2 separate regions of the Mus musculus genome follow, and region 2 is linked to region 1. A link is a loop called in an ENCODE intact Hi-C map of the cell type or tissue named here. Cell type or tissue: gastrocnemius. All regions are shown on one strand.

Region 1 (5,000 bases):
CCTGGTTTAGTGGTGGGGAATCTCAGTTCTTCATTGCAGTAGTTGAAGACCAGCTCCAGACCTCAGCCAGATGGCACATCCAACCTCAGGTGAGTGAATCGGGTCTCTCTGAGTCAACAAACTATTTTCTGTTTCTTTGGCGCCTCCAAATGTCTAATGTTACCCTAGGACCAGGGCTGCCTGTGGGACTCACAGGATCACTGGGCATGGCCTGAGCTCACCGCCATCCTATTGTTTAGTTACATCAAGAACCGTTTGTCTTGTGATCATAAATCTGCATCTCAGATACTCTGACTCACTCTACCGAAGGGGAGTCATAGAAACAGATTGTTTCCTCCGCAAACACCATTTATCTGCAGGTTAAAAGGCGTGCTGCTAACAGGATGGTTAGCAATATTGATCATGCATTTTGCAGCAGGAGATTAGGAAGTCATAAACATGTTTAGGTTTCGCCGGTAGTTTAAGCCATCAAGATTCTGTCCAGAGTAGCTAGCACACAAGGGTGGTGCTTGCAGATCTTGTCTGAGTCTCCAGCTAATCTTTTTCTTCAGAGGTGCAGGGATGAAAGCTGGTCACTGGCCAGAGGGTTTGAATCCAGAGCTCTGCTTCAAGAACACTAGTGATTTTTACCCACACCTTTGTGTACTTTATCTAAAGCATGAGTAAGTTCCCACTGTAGCCTAGGCTGACCCTGTTCTTTCTAAATAAGCCAGAAGCTGCAGGTCTTTAAAAGTGCCTCTCATCTGGGTGTGGTGGTACACACCTGCAGTCCCAGCACTCAGGAGGTGGGAACACTAAGCGGACCAGGAGGTGGAGATCAGCTTGGATATAAAACAAAATAAGTTAATTAAAATAAATCAAAATAATTAAGACAAAACTAAAGAGGGCTTCTTATAGCGATAAAGCACAGATTAATCAGAGTGATATTTTCTGTTCTGCGCATCTCAACATAAAACAACACTCAGATGCTGTCCTCTTCTGCTCGTGTGGTTTCGGCTCTCTGCTTTTGAAATGACTCTGCATACATCTAGATAGACTTTCTTGGAGAGGTGTTAAGTACTGGGATTTCCAAAGCTGGCCTGAGTATGGTCTCCCCTCCATGTGATCTTCTTACTGTGTCGCCTGGACACCCCTCAGGTACTGGGATCTATGTCCCTCTTCTTCAGACTCCAGGATAACCCCCAGCTAATGGAATGCAACATTAGCATTTCTAAGGTTAGATCATGGAGGGCTGAGTACTTCTGCTTGGCTCTCATGGGGTGCTGGCTCTTGGAACTTTCAGCCTCCATGTTGTGAGGAAGTACAAGTCACCCTATGTGGAGAGATCGCCTGGAGCTGTCTTTGGTAGCCCAGCCAAGCTGCTGACACCCTTATCATCTAGCAGGTAGGAAAGGAGCTGCATCTGTGGTGATTCTATCCCCAGTTCACCAGGCAATCCTGACTTTGAGCCTGGCACCAACGGAGGTCCCAGAAACCATGAAACAGAGATACATTCTCCCTGTCCATATCTGTCCTGCCAAACTCATCCACAGTTATTTTTATACCACTAAGTCTTGGGATGGCTTGTTAAACAACAGCAATTGCCATCAGTTGGCTGGAGTAAAAAGAACCAGATTTGTTTGAAGGAATCTCACCAGGTATATTAACCACACTATAGGACAGTCCCCATGTCCAGGAGTAGCTGGCCAACAAAAACCAAGCCAAACTGAGTAGTATTTCTGTAGACTTTTCCCTCTCATTTTGCTTTGTTAGGGATTTCTTTTTGTATTATTGTTTTGTTTTGCCTCTTTTGACTTCTGTTTTTGTAGGTGTGTGTGTGGTTTGAGGGAGGGAGGGAAAGAGGGAGGGAGGGAGAGAGGGAGGGAGAGAGAGAGAGAAGGAAGAAGAAGAAGAAGAAGAAGAAGAAGAAGAACAACAACAACAACAACAACAACAACAACAACAACAACATAGGGTTGGATGGGTAGGGAGGTGGGAAGGATCTGGGAGCAACTGGGAGAGGAGAAAAATATGATCTGAGTATATTGAATGAAAAACAAATTTTTCAATAAAAAAAATTAATTATCCATTTGGGAAGATCAAGTGCCCGAGAAAGGGACAGCAACAGCTTTATTCCTTTGGGATGGGAGAGGCATAAGACTGGAAGCCTTTTAAGGGGATGTCAGCTTGGGTATTATACAGGGCCCTGAGTCCTTTCCTCTCTCGCATTGGCCCTGCTTAGATCCCTGCCCTTGTGCCTTCCCACTTCTCTTCAGTGAGCAAGAAGCTGTCACCTCATAGAGCCTGCCTTTGGTTTCTCTAACCCCCTTCAAGTCCCTGGCATTTGCAGTTTCTCTCTCTCCCCGGAGGTCTGTAAGGCTTGCAAGGTTTCTAGAAGATGATTGCTTAAGAGCTTGAGGTACTTCAGTGTTCCTCAAACCTAACCAGGCAGCTTGCAGCCTTGTCACAATGCAAACAGTTTCAGTACTCTGGGAAGGGGCCGAGTAGCATTTCTTTCAAGCTCATGGGGATGCCAAAGCCACTGTTCCCTGGACAGACCTTGGAGAAGGCAGCAGCCACTCTCTTGAGCAAGCACTGGATCACTGGGCAGCGCTCCCACCTTCTTAATCTCTGTGAATTTTGTTCTCTTGCTGTGTGTAAGAGAAACACTTGTCTCTAACCGGAGACAACAGCAACAATGCAAAGAATGTTCCCAACAAGTGCAGCTTGATGGCCAAGGTGTTTATTAGCTGTAACACACAGACATGCTGCGTTCACACGAAAAGGTCAAAGCCTCTCACCTGTTAGTGTCTATTTTACAGGGCTCCAGGGCTACTGAATGATCAATGCAAATCCTGACTTAGAGTGCCACCTAGTGTCAGAAAGTAGAAAGAACTACAGGTCAGAGAAACTGCCCAAATCAAATTCAGAAATTCATTCTCATGTGCACTGGGCCCTCCCCCCCGCTGAGCAATTATTATTACATTAGTAGCGGTGCCTCCCTGGGCAAGTTGCTCGGCCTGCCTGAGGGTGAACAGGGGAGGGCAAGATTGGACAGGCAAGAAGCCTCGCATTGCCAGGCCTTGGGCTTGTCCTCGAGCTGATTGACGAGCCAGCAAGCGGTGCAGGTAACTTAACGTCTAGGCAGTCTCCAGATTTTCCACCGAATAGACCCAGTCAAAACGATCCCTAAAGTACCACCTGGGCGCCCAGGCCTCATCCGAGTGTAGGGATTCTCAATGCTGGAATATGTGTGTTTGTTATGAGGGCCTGTCCTGTGTTCAGAGGAGTGGTCAGATGTGTGGCTGGCTCTTCTCTGTTAGAACCCAGACCTGTCCAGCTACAGTCTCTCGCCTCCCTCGGCTGCCATAAAGAGCTAACAGCCCACACCAAGTACAACCAGGCTGGCGGAAATGAAGATATCCTGAGGAGAAAATGCGGGTTTCTCCAGCCGACTCTCAGACTATTCAAACAATGGACTCCAAGAAGTGGGATTTCCCTGGGAGTCTCAATCTGGGAGAAGGAAAAGACTCCAGCAGCGGGGAGGGTACTTGTTTCCTAGAAATGAGATTTTACCCTTAAAAGTTTGATTCCCCCCCCCCCCCCTTAAAGATAGGTTCTCGGGGCTAGAGAGATGGCTCAGCTGTTAAGAGCACTGACTGCTCTTCTGAAGATCCTGAGTTCAAATCCCAGCAACCATATGGTGGCTCACTACCATCCATAATGACATCTGATGCCCTCCTCTGGGGTATCTGGAGACAGCTACAGTGTACTTGCATATAATACGTAAATAAATCTTAAAAAAAAAATAGGTTCTCACTATGTATCCTGGAACTCACTCTATAGACCAGGCTGGTCTTAAATTCACAAAGACCAGCCTGCCTCTGCCTCTATGCCTGTCTTTGTGTGTGTGTGTGTGTGTGTGCACATATTTCTAATAACTTTTCAGGTCACTTTGTGTAGACACTGGTGTGTCGGAGGTGGACTGGATCACACCTTGACTGGCTGCTTAGATGTGTGTATCTGTCCTGGAGATGCACTGGGGAAGGGGGATGTCAATGGATTTTTGTTCCTCTTCCCAATGTGGCCACATTGAATAAATCCCCCTTTTCTGCTTTTTACTTCTAATTTGGATGTTTTAGTGGGCTTTTCAAGTGGCTGGGGAGTTGGCTCAGTGGTTGAGAGCACTTGGTGCTCTTGTAGAGGACTCAGGTTCTGTCCCCAGCTCCTGCATGCACAGTTCACATATGCACACACACCTTACACGTCTGGCTCTTACATATTTCTTCTGTTCTATGTTCCCAAGACTCCAGGAATCCAGTCCTGGCATTTTTGCGCTTACTTTTTTTGTTGTTGCTTGTTTTTTGTTTAGACAGGGTCTCACTATATAGCCTTGGCTAGGCTACAACCCCCTATGTAGACCAGGTTGGCCTCAAACTCACAGCCATCTGCCTGCCTCCGCTTCCCAAGTGCTGAGATCAGAGGTGTGCACTATCACATCCAGCCTCTTGCACCCTGCAGAGCTTCCCCTGCGGAGCCGCTCACCTCTGCTTCAGAAGTGGCCATGGATCCACTGAAGCTCTGCACCCTGCTTCTGGCACCATGGGTCTCATTGTGTACCCCTCACAGAGTGTCATCTCTATCTGCATCCACAACCCTTTCCCCTGAACCCTTGAGGACTAAGAGAGGATGCTGACACCCCTGCTCAGCTGCTTCCAACATACACGAGCCAGCACGATTGACACAACTCACAAAAGAAAGGATGTTTGGTTATAGCAGACATGTGAAAGGACCTGTGATGATGGAGTATAAATCTGACCTCAGACAGTGGGAGACGAGCACTGAGCATGGGTTTGGTTTGCTCTATCTCATCTTTGCTAAAGACATGCATGTTTTGGTTCGCTTTACATAGTGCTGTTGAGCTCAACTTGTGATAACGCCACCATTGAGAGAAACTCACCCAAGAACTACTCATGAGGTTACTACAGCAGACTTCCGTAGCCTCACCTCAGGCCAGTTGG
Region 2 (5,000 bases), 250 kb before region 1:
CCACTGAGCCATCCCACCCACCCTGACAAATGCTTGTCAAGGATTCATGCTTAGCAGGAGCTTGAGCCAGGATTCACCTGGTGCTGTGAATTTTACCTTGGCTTTTACTAGGGCAGCCCTGAGGTTTCAAGCCAGGGCCTGGGTCCTCTAGGAGCCCTGGGAATGATAGGGAGTGCTGGGTCCACCTTGGACTAGGACAGCCAGGGACCCAACTGGCCCAGGAGTCTTCATAGCGTTCCAGCGTGGGCCTAGAGACAGCTCCCTCATGCACTAGGGAGAGGGGGGGCATCTTCCCCCACAGTGATATGCTCACTCATGTTTCATAGTGTTCTCCACTGCAGCCAGCACCCCACCTCTCAGCTTCCAATCACAGGGCCCTTACCACCCTGCTATCTTTACAGAGCTTGACTCGGCCCTCACTGTCATTATTTCCTGTGACCTTCCTGTGAGCTGGAGGTCAGGTGACTCGATGTGGCCACTCAGCTAGAAATACCCATAGGTACCCCCAGAGCAGCTGCAGCTGGTCCTTGGCCTGGAAGCATCTGTTTGAGGGAGGGGCGGGAGCACAGTAGGCTCCTCTGATGGTCACTCACGTGTGCCCTTTTTCCTGATGAGCAGACGTGACGTGTGCTCTGTGAATTCACTGTGTTAAAGAACAGGCAGTTGTCCAGTTAGCATCCCGGTCAGCCTCCCTGGACCCTTACCCCTGCTTCATGGGTGCACATGGTCCTGTATCCACCTCTGCTGTGCTTTCTGCTGCCACCTGCTCCCCCACCTGCTCCCCAGCCCTGCTCAGGCGTCTCTGCTGGATTGGAGATGACCCAGGGTTGGGTTGGAAAGGCCTCCTCACGGCAGGGAGTAGGAGAGGTCTTTGTGTGACTCACCTTGCAGCCCTGAGGTTGGATGGCCTGGTTTCAGCAGCATAGGAGCAAAGTCACGCACAGCTGAGTGTCCCTTACCACAGGTTCCTGGGGTGTAAGCTTTGCAGATTTCCTACGTCTTGGCCCTTGAAATGTTTTGCATAGATTTACTAGTTAGATATCCACAATATAAAAAAACCCACAAATTCCAAGACATTCTGAAATCCAGAATTCCCTGAGTGTCACGTAGGCTTTTTGAAATCTAGAACAAGAGTGTCACTGATAGCTGTCTCTGCATCTTAGATTTTGTGTTGCTGGATGTTTGCCATTGAACTCCAAGGGTCTCCTCTTTTTATTGTGTCCTATCTCTGTGCACACACATATCTGTGCATGAATGCCACATCACAAGTGTGGAGGTCAAAGGACAGCTTTCAGGAGTTGGTTCTCTCCTACCATTTGGAGCCAAGGGTTCAAACTCAGGTCAGTCAGGCTTAGCAGCAAGCATCTTTGCTTACTGAGCCATCTTTTTAGCCCTAAGTATTTCTTCAGCCAACAGTGAGCAACAGGATGGTAAGGGGTTCCTAGTCTTGTCCCTGAAGGGAGTGGAGCTCAGCAAAAGCAAGCCCAGCTCTTGGGAGTTCATTGCTTCCAAGCTGAGCAAGCCTTCAGCCCTATGGAAAAGCACAACCTCCCGGAGATGTAAGGGATGCAGCTTCCTGGCCAAGGGCAGATTGAACCTTCTCTGTAGCCATGTTTGAGCAAATGAGTTGAATTCTCTGAGGGGAAAAAATACTCACTGTGGGACAGACAGAAACAAAGTAAGGCAAGCTACTTACTCTCTCAGAAAGCCTTTAGCTGTCTGTCTGTCTATCTGTCTGTCTGTCATAGCTGTAAGGCAGTAATTGTGTCATGTGGGGCTGGCAGAAGAGAAAGGTGGTGGGAGTGTTCATCTCTGTAGAGAGGGAGCTGTGCAGCTCTCCTGGCCTCATAGGGTGTTAGTAAGAGATGGGCTCCAGGGTAGGGAGAGGGTGGCACAGCACAGATGTAGTGCTTCAGACCCAGGGAAAAGCCGTGGACAGGTAAGGATGCCAAGGGTGTGGCCAGGAAGGGCAGGCCCTACACTCAGAGGTGGCCACACAAGTGTCCCTGGCGTTTTCTTTCCTTTTCTTTTTTAACACTGTATTTTTTGTTATATGTATAGGCATGTCTGGTGTGGGTTTGTGCATGTTTGGTGCAGTGCCTTTGGAGGCCAGAGAGTCTGTTAGATCCCCTGGAGCTGAAGTGGCAGATGGTGTGAGCCACTTGACGTGGGTCCTGGGAACTGAACTCGGATTCTTTAGATGAGCAGTATGCGTTCTTAATTGTTGAGCCGTCCTCCAGCCACCTTGGCTAACAGTCACACATAGCAGTTTCTCTGCTCCTGTGCCAGTGAGCTTGTCCAGGGGCTCAATGGCGTTTCTGGCTGGACAGCAGGCAGTCCAGGTAAAGGGGTTCTAACCCTGAGCCCGGACTCCCTTGTCTGTGCAGGAGGTAACTGGCAGCACTCCTCTTTCCAATAGGCTGCAGCCTGCTGTAACTACAGGGCTCGAGGCCCTGAGCAGGGGTCAGAGCAGGGTGGCTCTTCTGGAAACCCCTTGTCCAGGATGCCCCCTGGCTTCCTGGGGCTGTTCTAGTGGGAGCCCATCTGGCCTGGTGTGCCACATGCTGGCCAAGGTGGAAGGAGAAGCTCTGTGTTGTTGATCCCTTCGGTCCCCGTGGAAGCTGGCCCTGACCTGTTCCCTAACTTCTGTGGCCAGTGCTGAGCCCCCTCTGCTGGTGCCATGTGGTACTGCGATGCGATGGTGGCCCTGTCTCCAGCTCTCCTTTCGGTGAAGCAGATGGTAGCCCGCTGGGCAAGGTTCCAAGGCTGCTTCTGCCTGACTGGCAGTTAACAAGGGGCCTGCATGAGGGCTCCATTTTGCTGGCTAGGGAAGCATTTTCAGCAGGCAGCATTGAGGGACTATCTATAGCTCTGTGGGCTGTTTGACCTGGGAGGCGGGGATATCTGTCCTGCTCAGTGGCTTGGGCTACAGGGCCTCCCTCCCTAATACCTTTGGGACCTCAGATATTTCTAGCTTCTGGTCTGGCCTGGGTCACCTTCATTCTCCCTAGCAGCCTCTCATGTGTATGCATGCATGGTGTGTGTGTCCATGTGTCTTTTTCACTTGGGGCTAATGGTGGGGACTCTGGGTTTCATCCCTCCCACTGGAGTGGTCTCCTTCAGCTGTGGCCTGCACAGCACAGAACCACTTGCAGGTACTTGTCTATTGGGAAGCCGTGGTTAGGTGGTTAGCCTTGCTGCCTGTTTCCCATGTGTCATTCTCACAGGCTCTCCGGATCAGGATGTGGTGAGGTACCTGGGTCACAATGCCTGCATAGCCTTTAAACCCAGGCTTCTGTGACTGGTTGAGGGCTGAGCGCCAAGCTGAGCAGTGAGTCCAGGAGCACCCCCTGCTGGAGGCTGACCAGTTACAGTTAAGCTCATTGTCAGTTGTCCTGCTTTCCTTAGGTTCAGGACCTGCAGTTAGAACGAGAGATGGCACTGGCCACGAACCGGAGCCTGGCAGAGCAGAACCTGGAGTTCCAAGGTCCCCTGGAAATCAGCCGCTCTAACCTCTCAGACAAATACCAGGAGCTGCGGAAGCTTGTGGAGCGGTGCCAGGAGCAGAAAGCCAAGCTGGGTAGGGACAGCCGACCACAGACAAGCACTCTGGCCATCTCCCCTGCTGATTGATACTTCTGTTCAAAGGAGGACGAGGGAGGCAGCTGGAATACTAAGGATGCTTAGATACCCAGAATCGGAGAGGGCCAGCAGCCATTGTAGCCACTGTGCTTTGCATGTTTTTACATGATAATAAGCAAATAAGCAAAAGTGTAGGTACTGTAGTTAGTCTAAATGTTTGAGTATTTATATTTATTGTATACCCTGGTGATAATTTTCATAGTATTAAAAATGTCCTGAACTTACTATTTTTATAGATGAGGAAAACAAGGCTGGAGCCGGCCGAGGGCTTGCCTGAGGTCATCCCACCAGAGTGAGATGGAGTTGGGATTTGCAAGCATAGCCTTTAAGAGCTGAGCATCTCTCTAGCCCTGGAATGGGATTTGAATCTAGGCAGTCAGTATGTTTCACTGCCTCTGCCAACTTAGCCCCGAGCCTTGCAGAGCTGACCTAGGCCCTGTGAGGTAGGAAGGCTTCCTGGATGGCTGTGCCCTTGGCAGCTGCTTGGCCAAGACCTGAGCTTGTCCCTCAGCTCCTCTTCACCAAGATGGTGAACGCCTACATGAACCAAAAGGACCCCACAGAACCAGCTGCAGGGACTCTCTCTCCACTGGGGCCTGTTGTGGCTGAGTCCTGAGTGCTCACAGAACCAGCAGCAGGGACTCTATCTATAGTGGCTAGGCCCAAGCACACAAAGGGCATGTCACATGTCTTCCCTGAAATCAGGGTCCTCAGCTTTAATTAAAGCAGTGCTTTTGAAATGTCGACCTCTCTGCCCTTCCTTCCAGAGAAATTTTCCTCGGCACTGCAGCCTGGGACCTTGTTGGACCTTCTGCAGATCGAAGGCATGAAGATCGAGGAGGAGTCTGAGGTGAGGTGGGGAGTGGCATCCTAATCCCTTGAACGGTGGTGGGCCTCGGAGTCAGGTCTCAGGTGAGACCAAGAACCATAGAGCAGAAGGGTTTGGAGTGCGGCTTGAGTAGATGGCACTGGGGTGCTGGTAGACACACTGATGGCAGGACAGGATAGGAACACGTTCTAAGGCCCCGGTAAACACTTGAAAGCAGCCAGCACTCTCTTCTGTGTCAACAGTCTGTTTTCCTGTACACATGCTTATGATAATATATAGTGTGTAAAGCAGGCTCAGTGAGAGCTTGACAACAGCAACCACAGGCTGGGGAGGTAGTCCAGGGGACAGGGTGCTTGCTACACAAGCATGCCGACCTGGCTTTGACCCCCACACCCATGTAAAAATCCAGGCAAAGCTGTGCATGCTCGCCTTTCCAGTGCTGGGTGGGCGGGAGTCACAGGCAGACCCCTGGGGTTTCTGCAGGCAGTCTAGATGAATTGGTGAGCTTGGAATAGACTCTGTCTCAGGA

What was found. A loop is a pair of places that touch in the nucleus more often than their neighbours do. Peaks named below come from ENCODE experiments on the same cell type or tissue, not always from the same donor. Only the 100,000 strongest peaks of a DNase experiment are listed, where the experiment ranks them.
Region 2: a loop joins it to region 1, with 4 times the contacts of the local background. A loop is called at or near these places in 24 of 42 quality-filtered maps.

The regions. Positions count from the first base shown.
Region 1 is chr19:10,956,902-10,961,901 of GRCm38, forward strand. No RefSeq gene overlaps it. Among named protein-coding and RNA genes, the nearest start is that of Ccdc86, 10 kb to the left of the region's middle. In gastrocnemius, a CTCF peak has its summit at 2,866 (motif pointing left); DNase peaks (open chromatin) are centred at 2,625 and 2,863; H3K27ac peaks cover 1,633 bases.
Region 2 is chr19:10,706,862-10,711,861 of GRCm38, forward strand. Vps37c (vacuolar protein sorting 37C) reads left to right here. Exons shown (of 5, transcript NM_181403.3): 3 at 3,409-3,580; 4 at 4,410-4,492. Among named protein-coding and RNA genes, the nearest start is that of Vps37c, 21 kb to the left of the region's middle. In gastrocnemius, CTCF peaks have their summits at 2,682 (motif pointing left) and 3,347 (motif pointing left); DNase peaks (open chromatin) are centred at 804, 2,722, 3,487 and 4,057; H3K4me3 peaks cover 222 bases; H3K27ac peaks cover 2,738 bases.